Regions from separate parts of the Homo sapiens genome. Here region 2 is linked to region 1. Evidence: chromatin contacts called from ENCODE Hi-C or POLR2A ChIA-PET data. All regions are on one chromosome and are shown on one strand. The core of a region is the stretch at or near the end of the contact, and the rest is flanking DNA. Distances in the headings are between cores, read along the strand shown. Region 1 holds the start of WDCP (WD repeat and coiled coil containing). Region 2 holds the start of CLIP4 (CAP-Gly domain containing linker protein family member 4).

Region 1 (7,616 bases), core at 3,408-5,907:
AACAATTACTGGGCCAGAGCCAGGCGCGGCGGCTCACGCCTGTAATCCTAGCATTTTGGGAGGCCGAGGCGGGCAGATCACCTGACCATCAGGAGTTCGAGACCAGCCTGACCAACATGGAGAAACCCCGTCTCTACTAAAAATACAAAATTAGCTGGGCGTGGTGGCACATGCCTGTAATTCCAGCTACTCAGGAGGCTGAGGCAGGAGAATCACTTGAACCCAGGAGGCGGAGGTTGCAGTGAGCTGAGATCATGCCATTACACTCCAGCCTGGGCAAAAAGAGTGAAACTCCGTCTCAAAAAAAAAAAAAAAAATTACTGGGCCAGGTGGCTCATGCCTTTAATCCGAGCACTTTGGCAGGCCAAGGCGGGTGGATCACCTGAGGTCAGGATTTCGAGATCAGCCTGGCCAACATGGCGAAACCTCGTCTCTACTAAAAATACAAAAAAATTAGCCAGGAGTGATGGCACACTCCTGTAATCCCAGCTACTTGGGAGGCTGAGACACGAGAATTGCTTGAACCTGGGAGGCAGATGTTACGGTAAGCCAAGATGGCACCACTGCACTGTAGCCTGGACAACAGAGTGAGACTCGGTCTCAAAAACAAAACTAAACAAAATGACTGTTGGCCAGGCACAGTGGCTCATGCCTGTAATCCCAACAATTTAGGAGGCCAAGGCAGAAGGATCACTTGAGCCCTGGAGTTCGAGACCAGAGATCAGCCTGGACAACACAGCAAGATACTGTCTCTACTTAAAACAAAACAAAACAAAACAAAAAACCCCCCAACAATCTACAAACATATATAAAGTGATGTTTAACCTTATTAGTTATCAAATAGTTGTGTAAACTGGCAGTACTCATATTTTTCACCACTCACTCTCTTCTTAATATACTTAAAATGAATTCCATTCCAATTTCTTCTCCAAAACATCTCTCACCAGGCCACCAGTGCTTCCCTGTCACTGAATCTAAATGACATTTTTCAGCCTTGTTTTACTGAGTAAGTGTCAAAGGCAGAACTTGAGAAGTTGTCTTCAGACTCTAAATCCAATGAAATGTATTCTCTACCAACCTGGTGATTTGCTTATCTGTAAATTATTTCGCATATCTCCTTGCTAGCTTTGTCCTTGCTCTTAGGATCTTTCACTTAAAAAAAAAAAGGGTCTATTATGCTTTTATATATGATGTCAGATTCAGTGGTTCTGCAGCGGCTTGCTAAACGGAGAAAAAAGTCCAGTCATTACTAATGAAGAAAACTGTGATCTCTGTCCCACTGGTCTTATGAAAGATAATAATGTTTTCTCCCTAATATCTACTTATGTACTTTAAAAAGAATTTTATTGATAAATAATGCCATGATACACTTTCATGGGCAGAGAAAATTCCTAATGGGCCAATTACATCCAAGTCGATTTATATATTTTAGGATACCAAATTCTGTCTAATGTCAATGAGGGTGTGTGTGGCCAGGGTAGCACAAGACAAGGATTTGGGAATAAGAGAAAAACAAACATAAGTTTACTGAGGTTTTTTTTTGGGGGGGGCGTGGGGGCACAGTCTTGCTCCGTTACCCAGGCTGGAGTGCAGTGGCATGATCTGGGCTCACTGCAACCTCTGCTTCCTGGGTTCAAGTGATTCTTGTGCCTCAGCCTCCCAAGGAACTGGGATAGGGGCCCACCACCATGCCCAGCTAATTTTTATATTTTTAGTAGAGACTGGGTTTCACCATGTTGGCCAGGCTGGTCTTGAACTCCTGACCTCAAGTGATCCTCCTGCCTTGGCCTCCCAAAGTGCTAGGATTACAGGCGTGAGCCACTGCATGGGCCAGTTTACTGAGGTTTTTAGAAGAATGAATTTTAATATTGTCATCTTCGGTAACAAGAAGAAATGTGGCACATTTTTCTCAAAAACGCAGTGATAATTACAAAAATCTGCTCCATTCCTTTCTACTCCTGTGTTAGCCCAGGTTCTGACTTCTCCCTTTTTATTAGGGTAAAACAAGGAGAGGTCCCCTTGATACCAGTCTCTACTTTCCAAATGAGCCTGCATACTATGTGTTGTTGGGCAGAATTATCTTTAAAAAAAAAAAAAAAAAAAAAAAAGCACAGCGGTGATCATTTTGCTCTTCTGCATAAACACCCTTGATGAATCCCCACATCTACAGTATATAAAAAGCCTCAAAATGTCTTAACAAGGCAATTAAAACCTTATATTATCAGATATTGATATATCTTTCTAAGTTTATTCTCTGATCATAAAGGGCATGCTGAGGAATTTGGAATCTTGGGGGAACCAGCATATATTCAAGTAACAATATGCAGAATGGACCTGAGAAGGAAGAAAGTTGACAAGTAATTTGAATGCCACAAAGTGAAAATGAAGCAAGTTTGCAACTATTTCAGTAGAGAAAGAAGGCCATATTCAAGAGATGCTTTTAAGGCAGATGGAATAGACAGTGATATCGATAGGATATAAGTAGTGAGGAGGAAAAAAGAATTAAGGATAACACCCAGATTTTTAGCTTGAGAAACTGCTGAACCATTAACCAGAGCATGTTTCAAAGGCAAGGAAGGCAGGGCAGGCTGGGTGTGGTGCCTCATGCCTGTAATCCCAGCACTTTGGGAGGCTGAGGCAGGTGGATCATCTGAGGTCAGGAGTTCGACACCACCCTGGCCAACATGGTGAAACCCTGTCTCTACTAAAAATACAATATTAGCTGGGCGTGGTGGTGTGTGCCTGTAGTTCCAGCTACTTGGGAGGCTGCAGCAGGAGAATCGCTTGAACCCGGCTGGCGGAGGTTGCAGTGAGCCGAGTTTGCGCCACTGCACTCCAGCCTGGGTGACAGAGCAAGACTCCATCTCAAAAAAAAAAAAAAAAAAAAGAGAGAGAGAGAGGAAGGAAGGAAGGAAGGAAGGAAGGGGGAGGGGGAGGGAAGGAAGAAAGGAAAGGAAGGGCAGGCACAGTGGCTAACACCTGTAATCCCAGCACTTTGGGAGGCTGAGGTGGGAGGATCACTTGATGCCAGTATTTCAAGACCAGCCTAGGCAACACAGGGAGACCCCAATTCTACAGAAAAATTTTTAAAAATGAGGTGGGTGCTCACTTTGGCAGCACATATACTAAGACTGAAATGATACAGAGCGTAGCATGGCCCCTGCACAGGGATGACTTGCAAATTTGTGAAGCGTTCCATAAAAAAGGAAAATAAAAAATAATAAAAATAAAAATAAAAATTAGCTGGGTGCAGCGTCCCACACCTGCAGTCCTAGTTACTATGGAGGCTGAGAGGATTTGAGCTCAGGAGTTCAAGGTTACAGTAAGCTATGATCACACCACTGCATTCCAGCCTGGGTGACAGAGTGAGACCCTGTTGGGGAGGTGGGGGTGGGGGCAGTAGGGGAGGAACGTGTGTAGTATGTGACAAATTGAAATTAACATGTGCTTCATGTAAGATGTCTACATGGTACCAATGTACCTTAGGCAGTCAGAGGTAAGGATTTGGAAATCACTGACATAGGGTTAATCATTAAAGTCAAGGTAGTGGAGAACCTCACTGTATAAGATCAGAGGGCCAGGAGGACCAAGGTTTAAATGCTCTTCAGGCATTCCCCAACGCTACTGATTTTGCCTGAAACTAATTGTATACCTATTGTTTCACAATCTCCAGAGTATAAGTTTTTTGGAGAACATGAAATCAAGAACCCTGGGTGTTTTAGGAGGGAAAAGACCACTGTATTAGTTCAGGTCTCCGGAGAGGTGGTCAGAAAACTAAGAGCCGGTGCTCAGTATATAACCATTTAATTCTGTTTTTCATCTTCTTTAAAGACAACTCATGACGAGAATCAAGGGATTCAGGTGAACTGGCATTTCCAGCAGGTTTAAACAAAAGTACATCCCTCCCCCAACTTGTTTTCCAAGTTTATTGTATTTCCACTATAAAATGATTTCAAGTTCTTTACACTTATTTGGAAACAAAAATCATACACAAGAAAAAAATTAAGAAGAGTTAACGAAAAAACATTCATCCAAAGAAAATTATGACTAATCCCTCTAGACTCTTCTATGCATAGTTTGGCTGTCAAACTTTTTCAGTTATACTGTGCAACTTTGTATCACGGTTTTCATCTAACATTATATATTAGCATTTCCCTATGTTATTTAAAAGTTTAATAAATTAGTTTTAGAGGCCACTTCACATACACTCAGTGAAGTGACATAATGTACTGAACTGCTCCTAGCTGTACCCAACTTTATCCCGCTACCCGCTATAAATAAAGCTCGGACCGAGGTCTTAAGGCTTAAAGCATTTCCTGACTTTGGATGACTTCCTTGGGACATATTCCCAGGAGTGTTATTCACGAGTCACGGTCATAATCCCTCATTTACACCCACCCCTAGCTCGATCCTCATCCCGCGACCCCTCACACGCGGCCCGCCCCATTCTCCTCATCCTCTCTGCACGCCTGAATCTCCTCCTTCCCGCCCCCTACCCACCAAGAGCCGATCCACTTCCCTCCTGACCCCCTACAGCCTCCCCACACCCGCCAGGCCCGGCAGCAGTGGAGATGAAATACCTTAGGTCTCACTGCCTCACAAAAACACCAATCTCTCTGTGGCCGCCCAACATCACGCCGCCGCACATAAGAAGTTCTGGGCAGCCACCGGAAGCACCGGCCCTCAGTCCTCTGATAGGTGGGCGGTGATATCGGTCCTCTGATAGGTGGGTGGTCCTCTGATAGGATAGGCACGCTCCGAGATGGCCCCGTCTATTGGCTTTTGAATATGCACATTAGCAGAGGGTTCGTCCCACTGGCCAATAAGCTCTGGCTCTGCCGCACGGATCGCTGGGAGTGGTAGTCCCCGTAAAACCACCGACCGCAAGCCCGCCACATTTTCCCTCCCTTAAGCACTTGAGCTCTTTCCCCACTTCTCGTCGGTTCTCTTGTCTAAGGAGTCCAGGAGCCCTAGGATCACCACGGCTTTTTAACCTTCTTTAAAATCTGATAAAATCTCTCAGGAAAATGTTCTTATCTGTACACAAAATACTGTGCATTGAGCTGAAGCCGCTGCATGGGCCTGTCCCAGCTACAAATCCCTGTTCTACCCCGACCCTAAGCGTGCCTGCTCTGGCCGCAGCCTATGGATTTAGTGCGTCCCTTAGGCTTCTTCAGACCTATGAGGAATTCCAGGTCCTGACCCTCACAGTACAGTCGACAATCATCTTTCTTTAACAACACAGCCAGAACACCTTCAGGGATGCAGACAACCTCATCTGGGACCTAAGCATCCGGGAGAGTGGGGATGAGGAAATGGAGGAAGAACACCCTTGGGGCTCATTCTGGACCAGTTTGCCAGGCTTTTCTCCCCATGCCTATCTTCCAGTGCCACTCAGGAGAATCATATCTTCACATCAGTTTTTATGTTTTTCTTTTTCTTTTCTTTTCTTTTTTTAAAAATAAAGATGGCATGCCTGTAATCCCAGCACTTTGGGAGGCTGAGGCGGGCGGATAACCTGAGGTCGGGAGTTCGAGACCAGCCTGGCCAACATGGTGAAACCCTGTCTCTACTAAAAATTTAAAAATTAGCCGAACGCTGGTGTCTCACGCCTGTAATCCCAGCTACTTGGGAGACTGAGGCACGAGAATCGCTTGAACCTGGGAGGCGGAGGTTGCAGTGAGCCGAGATTGTGCCACTGCACTCCATCCTGGCGACAGAGTGAAGATTCTGTCTCAAAAAAAAAAAAAAAAAAAAGGAGAGAGAGAGAGACGGGATCTCGCTATGTTACCCAGGCTGGTCTTGAACTTCTAGGCTCAAGCAATCCTCCTGCCTCGGTCTCCTACAGTGTTGAGATTACAGGTGTGAGCCATTGTTCCAAAAATTGATATACTTGGCCTCACATCAATTTTTGGAACAATGCAGGTAATAATGAGGGGGAAAAAATTTTAAAAGTCCCAATTACCCTTTAAACAAATATTACCTCCTCCAAAAAATATTTTTCTAGATTCCTGAATGTATTTTTTGGTGGAGGAGGAACTCAAAGTAGAATTCATTTACATATTCATTCATTCATTCCACAGCACTAATCACTCCATGCAGTAACTGTGTGTCCCCGTCCCTCTCAGACTTAGTACCTGGAAGACAGCCAACCTGTCTTAATTCTATTGGTATCCCCAGGGCGCATTTCTTTGCCTTGAAAATTGAGTACCCAATAAATGTGCGTCGAGCAGAACTACACGAGATGGAGAACAGGGGTTTAGGGGTATGGGGGAGAGTCAGCAATTACTGGTGTCCTCCCTCCCTCCCCCAGCTCTGCTCCTACAGATCCAGGACGCCTAGCGAGGGTAGGAACCTCTTCTGTGCTTCCGCAACGCTCTGAACTGCACGGCACTGAGCGCATCTAATTAAAGTGATGGTTTCATTAGATAGCAACACAGCGAGACCCCGTTTCTACAAAAAATAAAAATAAAAAATAAAAGATTAGCTGGGCGTGGTTGCTCGCGCCTCTAGTCCCAGCTACTTGGGTGGAGGCTGAGGAAGAAGGATCGCTTGAGCCTAAGAGTTCGAGGTTGCTGTGAGCTATGATCGCGCCACTGGACTCCAGCCTGGGCGACAGAGCAAGATCCTCTGTCTAAAATAAAAATAAAAATAAAATGATGGTTTAATCGCCGGCCTTTGCCCCTTCTGCCCCCCACCCCCCACAAGTCTGTAGGACTGGGTTGACTTCCCAGAGCTTACTACAGATTAGATGCTAAATAAATGTCTATTGGACGGATGCGCGAATGAATGGATGGATGGAGGATGTGGTTGTGCTTACCACGCTCCCTGGTCAGTGGGTTAATGTCGTCAGGCGGGGCCAGGCTCGCTAACAGCCGGGCGGGGTCCCTTCCCCCGGGCCCCGCCCCGGCCGACCCCACCTTTCCGCGCGGCTCCGCCCCGCCGCCCCCTTGCCAGTGGCCCCTCCCCGCGCAGGTCCCGACTCCAGCCGCACCTCCTCCGGCTCTGCAGTGGCGGCGAGGAGGCGAGCCGGAGCGACGGCGGGGCTGGGGCCGGAGCCGAGCCGGGGTCGGGCAGCAGCAGGGACCCCCCAGAGGCGGGGCCTGTGGGACCGCTATGGGCGTGGAGATCGAGACCATCTCCCCCGGAGACGGTACCGGGCTCCCTCCGGAGCCAGGGGAGGGGAGGGGTCCCGGGGCGGAGCCCGGAGGGCGGGGGTCTGATTCGGAGGTGGCGTGGAGGGTGCTGAAGGGTCGGGGGGCTGGATGGGGAAGGCAGGCGGAGACGCCGGACGGGATTCTTGGGGGTCTAGGAGACCATCCTCCGCCATCCTCTTCCGCGCTCACCTAGGGGAATGTAGGCGGCAGCTCGGAGGCGGGGGTCTGCGGCCCGGAGGCGGGGGTCTGCGGCCCGCCACCGCCCCGGGCTTCTCCTGTCGCGGCTGCAGTCGTTCGGTTATCCGCTGCTGCTGATACCCCAGCCTGGGTTTCGGCTTCGCTTTCCCTGCCCTACTCGGCGAGCTCTGGAAAGCAGGACCTGCTCTCGGATACCCGCTGCTCGGGGACCTCCTCCTAGCGCGTCCCCCGCCGGGCCTCCCCTCGGTCGCTTCCCTGCGG
Region 2 (7,616 bases), core at 3,828-6,327, 5.1 Mb after region 1:
GTTCCTGGGGTCTCCAGTGGCTACTGATTTGTAAGGATTTCTATGGTATGTGAATTTACTTAATAAATGATATCATAAACTTTTTGAAGAATGAAGACAGGGAGTTTGGTTTGGAGAATCCAAAAATATGATAGGAAGAAAGGATGACTCCAGTGAGCAAAAAGAAGAATAGAGTTGCCATTTACTGACATAGGGAAGGTTATGGGGAAGGGTTCCATTTTGAACATGTTCTATTTGTGATATGTAATGTATGCTGTAGAATGGATGTTGAGTAGGCAGTTGGATATACATCTGAGGTTCAGGGCTGGAGATAGAAATTTGGAAATCAGGAAAACAGAGATGATATTTGTTTATTTATTATTATTATTTGAGATGGAGTCTCACTCTGTCCCCTAGGCTGGAGTGCAGTGGCATGCTCTCAGCTCACTGCAACCTCCACCTCCCAGGTTCCAGCAATTCTCCTGCCTCAGCCTCCCAAGAAGCTGAGATCACAGGTGCACGCCACCATGCCTGGCTAATTTTTGTATTTTTAGCAGAGACCAGGTTTTACCATGTTGGCCAGGTTGGTCTTGAACCCCTGGCCTCAAGTGATCCTTCCTCGGCCACTGAAAGTGCTGGGATTACAGGTGTGAGCCACCACGCCTGGTCAATATTTAAAGCCATAGACTGAATAAGGTCACCTAGTGAATGAGAAACTGACTTCCTGGAAACTGCATGAACAAGGTGCTTATAGAACCACTGTAAGGGTTTCTCTGAGGCATATCCAGGAGGGTGACTGCTGAGTCATAAAGCATACTGCTAATTTTTTTCACTAAGCACTGCCAGGTTGATCTGCAGAATATATTTACCAGTTTAAATTTCCATCAGCAGTGCATCTTTCCCCAGATCTTTGCCAATATTTGGGATTATCTTTCTGATTTCTGCCATGCTGGTGGGTGAAGCAGTGGTGTGTTGAAAACAGTTCATGAGAGCTGATAAAGCACATTTCTTCCCAACTTCTTGTTCAGTGACCTCAAGCTACACTGGTAGCTGGAAACTGGCAGTGCTCAGAGTATTTGCACCATGGAAATTGGCAAACACTGTACGTTAGGACTTTTCCTTCCCTGGGGAGCGGGTTTTAAAACATAGACCAGCATATTGGTGGCTATGGGGTCACACTCTTTATATTCCCACTCTGATTACAAGTGGGGTTGAGCATCTCTTTAATGCTTGCTTGCCATTCTGGCTTTTCCTTCTGTGAATTGTCTATTCTTATACTTTTCTCATTTTTATATTGGCCTTTAAAATATTTTATATTGACTTCCTTTTGATTTGTGAAAAGTTCCTCATGCATTTCAGATATTAATCCCTAGTTGCTTTTGAACATAGCACATGTTTTCTTCCAATTTGTCAGCCATCTGTTAATTTTTTCTATGGTATTCTTAACTGAACAGAACCCTTAATTGTGATGCAGTCAAGTCATACAATTTTTTTTTGCTTCAAGGATTGTGCTTTTGCAAACCTGTTTTATGAAGTAAATTCCTAACCCACATTATAGAGATAGTCTCCTGCATTTTCTTTTGTATCATATGTAGGTCTGCCATTTATCTGGAGTTCACCTTTGTATATGGCAGAACATGGGGCTCTCAACTTTATTTTTCCTTGATAAATTAAAGCCAGTTTCCCGAATGCCGTCTTCTAAATAATTTATATTTTTCTCATTGATCTGTGGTACCACCTTTGTGTAAATGGAGGTAGCATTTATACGTGGGTCTGCTCCTGAGTTCTTCATTCTGTTTCCTATTTGCTCTATGTGTTCCTATACCAGTACCATAATATTTTTATTACTATGTGGCAATGACATAATATCTGGCATGGCAGGTCTGCTCTGGTTTTTATAATTGACTTAACTGTTTAAAATTTATTTCTCCTTATATATTTTGTAAGTTTGTTGAGTTCCCTAAAAATTTAGTTTCTGCTGGAATTTTGGTTGCCATAACATTTACTTTGGAGACTAAATGGATACTTTTACAATGTAAAGTCATCCTATCCATGCTGTATCTCTCCACTTATTCAATATTTTATGTCCTTAAATAGAGTTTTAAAATTTTCTCCTTAAAGTTTTTGCAAGTTGTTGGGTTAATTCCTGGATATTATGCTTTAGAGTTTGTTAAACTTTATTGTTATTGTGAATGGTTTCTTATTGTCTGTTACATTTCCCAGTTGCTTACTGCTGATGTAGACAAAACTATTGATTTTTAGAAACTGATCTTGTACTTGGCAACCTTGCTGAGCTAACATTACTTCTAATACTTTGTTGATTCTGTTGGGCTTTTTATGCTGATGATCACACCTGTAAACATCACAGACAGGAAGATATTAGGGGCTCTGCCCAGTGCTCTGATCTTTTGCATTTAAGCACTTCTGCTAGTTGAACTCCAATCTGGTGCCCCAATTCTGACAGTTGGGTGTCTCTCATGGTCCTAAGGGCCTAGGCCCCCTATACACTCACAAATTAGAAACTGATGATATTCCATCCCATATCCAGTCCATGTAAAAGCAGTGACCTTGTCTTCTTTTGCTATTTCCTCTAACCCTTTTATCATGGTCGGGGTCCTGAGAGCTGCTGACAGATCTTCCTGCTGCCGAGTGTCTGAATTCCTGAATGCTGCTCTATGCAGCCATTCTGGGTCTTTAATGCCCCCAAAGACAGCCTGTGTAGGTTAGCAAAGTAGTGAATCAACATAGGCCTTCAGATCAGACAGACTTAGGTTTGAATCTTATTTCTGCCCCTGGCTACATGGAGCAAGTCACGCAGCCTCCCAGAGTCTGCTTCTTCATTTGTAAAGTGAAGACAAGATTTCCATAGGTCAAGTGCCTTACAGTGGTCAGTGAGTAATGCCCTTTCTCCACACTGTGATGTTGACCAGTAAGTTGATCACCTCCTGACGCTGTGGATTATTGCTATACTTTTCAGGAACTTTGTGTCTCCAGATAGAATTGAATCTCAGCAGCTACAGTTGGTCCACATCCCCATGTGCCTTCCCACCCCAATGAATAGTTCAAGTTCCAAGTTCTGGCCACATATCATTGTCCAGTCTCACTCTGGTTAACTGGGCAATACCTGGTTCTAAAGCTTGTATGTCACGAGGTATTCTAGGAAGCATGACTCCAACGAGCACTTGCATTCTTGATGATGGTATAAAGAAGTAACGTCAGATTTTTGAACAAAGGCAACTAAGTGAGTGGGAGACTCTGGTGGCTTGGTATCCTGGGAATTTGCCTATGTATCATACAGTGTTTGGGTGTAGCAGATAAAGCCAGTGGCCTGGCTGGTTCTAACAGAGATCTTTATTATAACTAAGAACAACTGAGCTAGCCATGCCTTGTCACCTACTAATAGTGGTATTTCAGATGGATAATTTAAATCAGCAATAAAAGTGAACTGTATACGTTTGGAAACTTCACCAATAGCTACTCTGTTACACACAGATCTTTATGACTTTCTGTGGTTCAATGACAATTGGCCTCATTTATAGGTGCTTGAAGCCAACCAAGGGCAGATTGCCTTCCTTCTTTTAACCAGCTAAAGAGATGGGTGGGTCAGACAAGAAGAGGGTATGATGAAAGCAGGGAAAGGGAGGTGGACTCTTCAGAGGGAGGAGGAAGTATCCGTGTCACATTATCTCTGAGAGCACTCGCAGATGCTGAGCCTGCAGAGACAGAGAAACTGGCAGCTGACCAGGGTCAGGGATGGTCATGTATTCAAATATTGTGGGTTTTAGTCAAGTGTGCTCCACCCGATTCAACAATGTGATGTGACTGCTCCTAGCAACTATTTTGATATGGTGAATGTTGTTAAGCATAGGACCTAAGAAGAGGTGGCAGTCTCTTTCCTCTCCGCACTTGGCAGGCCACCCACTCATTCCTGATAATCACATTTAAGAGAGCTCTGGACAAGCTGGAATGCATCCAAGAGAATCCCTCAACATGCTGGTGAGTGGGATTGTGACCAGGTCATATCAGGAGTAGCCTAAGGGACAGGTAATGTGTGTCTTGGATGAATTGGAGTCAGACTTAAGAGTCCCCAGGGCAGAAACAAAATCCAGTGAGGGAGAGATGCAGGGAGCTGGATTTTAGCTCCTAAGGTAGAAAATTTCCAAAAGGCTGATCAAAGATTAAATGGCTGCCTTAAAAGGTAATGAGTTCCTTGTTAGTGGAGGTGTTCAACCACTGCTTGGTGGGAAGACACTGTAAGGAGGATTCAGGCAAGTGGGAAGGGGGCTTTTTCCAGTCCCTGAAATCAATGATTCTAACAGGAAAAGATGCTCCGGGGTGCGGTGAGCGCTTACCTCTGCTCTTGCAGAGACACTGACAGACGTTCATTCAACATCTGTTCCTGCCAGGCACTGTGCGCGCTGAACACAGAAGTACAGCCTCTATGAAGCAGCCGCTGTAGGCCTCAGAGACAGCTGATAGATGTAACACTGTTGTCTCCATGTTTCAAACTTCGGTCATGGTCTTACTAGGTCTCCTCATTAAGGGGACTCACTATGTGTCCAGTAACGCTTTCTTGTTACCAGATGACAGAGAGTCAGGCTGTCAGAGTTCACGACTTTAGGTGCACAGTTTCACCCTGTCTGGTCCTTGGGAGACGGAGAAGGGGTCAGGAGAAAACGTGGGTGAAGAGGCAGCAAAGCCGCAGGAGATATGAACTAATTGCTCAACGTGGGTGTAGCACGGATTAGGCCTTTTACAGCAAGCGCTGCCAGCAGGGAACTGGTGGATGTACTCTTGACCACGCTCGGCTGGACTCTGGGGAGCCCAAGACGGGTAAGACTAGGTCCCCGGCCCCAGCAGCTGGTGGGGGCGCCGCAGGTTAGAGACGTGAGGCCGCGAGGCTGAGGGCTGTGAAGGCGGTGGGCACGCACGGCGTGCCGGGGCCGCCTGGCTTCGCGGCGGGGGAGGTAACACTGCGACACCCCGCAGACGCTGTCAGCCGGGGTCGCGGCCCCGCGTGCGCCCGATCATCTGACTGCTGGGGAGTGCGGGGGCGCGGGAGCCAGGCGAGCCAGCGCAGGCGCGCGCTGCCTCCTCCGTCCCCACCGAGTCCCCAGCGCGTGCGCGGGGCCGTGGCCGAGGCCTGCGCGCCGCCCGGCCGCCTGCACTGCGCGCGCGCCCACCCCGCGTGGGAGGCAGCGGGAGGGGCCCGGAGAGGTGTGGAGCGGCGCGGCGGGAGGCTCCGTGGGCGGCCACGGGAGACAGCGCCGGCGGGAGCGCGCCTCTCGGCCTTTCCTCCGCGCCCCCGCGTCCCCAGCCGGCCGCTCCGAGAGGACCCGGAGGAGGCAGGTGGGCCGGGGGCGCGCGGGGCCCCCCCGGGCCGCGGGCTGGCCGGCGGCGGGGTTGGGGCCGGGGTGGGCGGCCCTGGGGGCCCGCGGGGAGGTCAGTGGCCCCGGGAGGGTCGCGCAGAGGCGCTGGGGGCTGTGGAAGCCCCGCGGCCGCCTCCCGTGGGCACCGGTGTCGCTGGCCGCGGGGAGGCCTTCTCGGGGCGGAGCGGCCCACCCGGCGGGGATGGGGACTCCTCGTGGCGGCCGCTGACGGACGGCCCAACTTTAGGTTGAGGGGCGCGGGGTGTGCGGGACCCGGCGGCGGAGCTGGGCTCTGGGCCACGACCGCCAGCCGCGGCTGCCCCGAGAGTCCCCGCACGCGCAGTGGCTTTCCAACGCGGCCTCTTCCCATTTCTCACTTGACTCCCCTTGCGCATTAAATTGTCGAGAAACCTTTGGCCAGTGGGTCTTCAAAGCTAAACCAAATGGCTGTCCTTGCAGTCCTTGGCTACCTGAGATCCCTTAATTCTGAACCATCCGCACCTGGGAGGGGAAGTTGAAAGGAGCGCTGGAGCTGAGCCCGCATCCTTAAGGATCCCATTCACTGCTTATGATGGTAGAGCTTTGAATTAGATGTCAGGCTGTTCACGTCATCCAGACTCTGGTTTTCAGCTCTGTGCTGAGACAGTGTTTTGATACGTATCAGAGGATGATGTTCCTATGGGACAATAACTTGCTGTATGTTCTGAGATACTAGACTGCGTTCATATTGTAGCACCATCATCGTATAAAACGGGCGCCTTTGAAAGGTTTCAGTAAACACCTTCCTCAGGAACATCCGCCAGCACTTAAATTGTACTTCACTTTCACTTTGACGTTTGTTGTTTGTGAATCTTGTGCACAATTTAAAGTGAGTCGTCTAAACAGCACAGGATCACGTGGTGCGGGGCATTGAGCAACTGGGGAGGAAAGCAGAGACTTGAACCTGCTGGAGTCTAGTTGGTCTGCGTTTTTATGTTGGAGAACCATCCTGGTTCCAGCTTATTTTGCTTTCGTAAATATGATGCATTTTTTAAATGCTTTCATTTGATACGGTCTATCTGGACTGTAAGATTGAGTCTAGCCATGCATGGAATGTGTTTACTTCTGTTTTGTAGAAGATTTAGCCCATGGTATTCTATTTGTAGGATTCATTTCAGACATTTTGTGTTTACCACATACAGTCCCACCAGCAAGGGCTTTTAAAAAAGTGACCTATGTTGTCTCTCATAGCTTATGACAACTCCAATTTTGACACGTGTTTGAAACTAGTGATCTTTAGATTATATAAAATCAACTTCACTCTTTCTCCCTGTTCAAACCTCAAACTCTGGTTACTTTTAGGCTTACTGCTCCCTTGTTAATTATTTATAATGAACTATGGAGCTATAGGCTTGCTTTAGTGTGTTAACCTTTATTTGTGTCTTGTTTCAGGCATTTGTATATTGTTTTCTCATCTGGAGAGTGAGCTGCACTGTTTTCCTTCAGTGCTGTTTAGAAGAGCTTTCGGAGACCAGAAACATGTTCTTTTTGCATTACCCAATATGGTAGCACTAGCCACATATAGCTTTTGACCACTTGAATGGGGCTAGAGCAGTGGAAGCACTGAAATTTTAATATTTTTTTTCTTTTCCTTTTCTCTCTCTCTTTTTTTTGTTTTTGTTTTTTTTTTTTGAGACGGAGTCTCGCTCTGCTCTGTCACCCAGGCTGCAGTGCAGTGGCCTGATCTCTCCTCACTGCAATCTCTGCCTCCCAGGTTCAAGCGATTGTTCTGCCTGAGCCTCTCGAGCAGCTGGGATTACAGGCGCCTGCTACCACACCCTGTTAATTTTTGCTGTGGGGTTTCACCATATTGGCCAGGGTGGTCTCGAACTCCTGACCTGAAGTGATCTGCCCATCTCGGCCTCCCGAAGTGTTGGGATTACAGGCATGAGCCACTGCACCTGGCCAATTTTTAAATTAATTTAAATAGTCACATGTGGCTAGTAGTTAGCTGGTCAGATGCCACAGCTTTAACTTATTAGTCTCCAGGAAGCCTTCGTTGACCCTCTTGAATCTGTGCTTTCATAGGACTCAGCTGTCCTTGGTCATAGCACTTACTACTTTCAACTTTCTGGTAGGAATCAACACTAGGCTGTAATTTATATGAGGGCAAGGACAGATCTGGTTTCTTTACCTTTGCATAGCTTAGAACTTAGTAAGAAAAACTGAATAAATATTTGTTAAATGCATAAATAGCTTTTTCAGGGCAGGTATTTCAATTTTTAATTC

What was found. A loop is a pair of places that touch in the nucleus more often than their neighbours do. ChIA-PET counts read pairs that join two places held with the same protein, here RNA polymerase II (POLR2A). Pooled maps may share reads with other maps.
Region 2: a pooled map shows a loop between it and region 1 (2.1-fold over the local background). The contact joins the promoter of CLIP4 here to the promoter of WDCP in region 1. A Hi-C loop is called at or near these places in 1 of 50 pooled maps. POLR2A ChIA-PET finds 5 or more read pairs at or near these places in 2 of 52 experiments (GM12878 and PC-3).

The regions. Positions count from the first base shown.
Region 1 is chr2:24,042,734-24,050,349 of GRCh38, forward strand. WDCP (WD repeat and coiled coil containing) reads right to left here and starts at 4,658. Exons shown (of 4, transcript NM_025203.3): 1 at 4,581-4,658. FKBP1B (FKBP prolyl isomerase 1B) reads left to right here and starts at 7,008. Exons shown (of 4, transcript NM_004116.5): 1 at 7,008-7,153. The coding sequence starts at 7,117. It also overlaps the pseudogene RNU6-370P. RefSeq lists a silencer at 6,870-7,169.
Region 2 is chr2:29,110,338-29,117,953 of GRCh38, forward strand. CLIP4 (CAP-Gly domain containing linker protein family member 4) reads left to right here and starts at 5,078. Exons shown (of 16, transcript NM_024692.6): 1 at 5,078-5,328. It overlaps LOC105374386 (a long non-coding RNA gene), which reads right to left and starts at 4,407. Exons shown (of 3, transcript XR_007086265.1): 1 at 4,332-4,407. RefSeq lists silencers at 4,939-5,298, 5,489-5,728.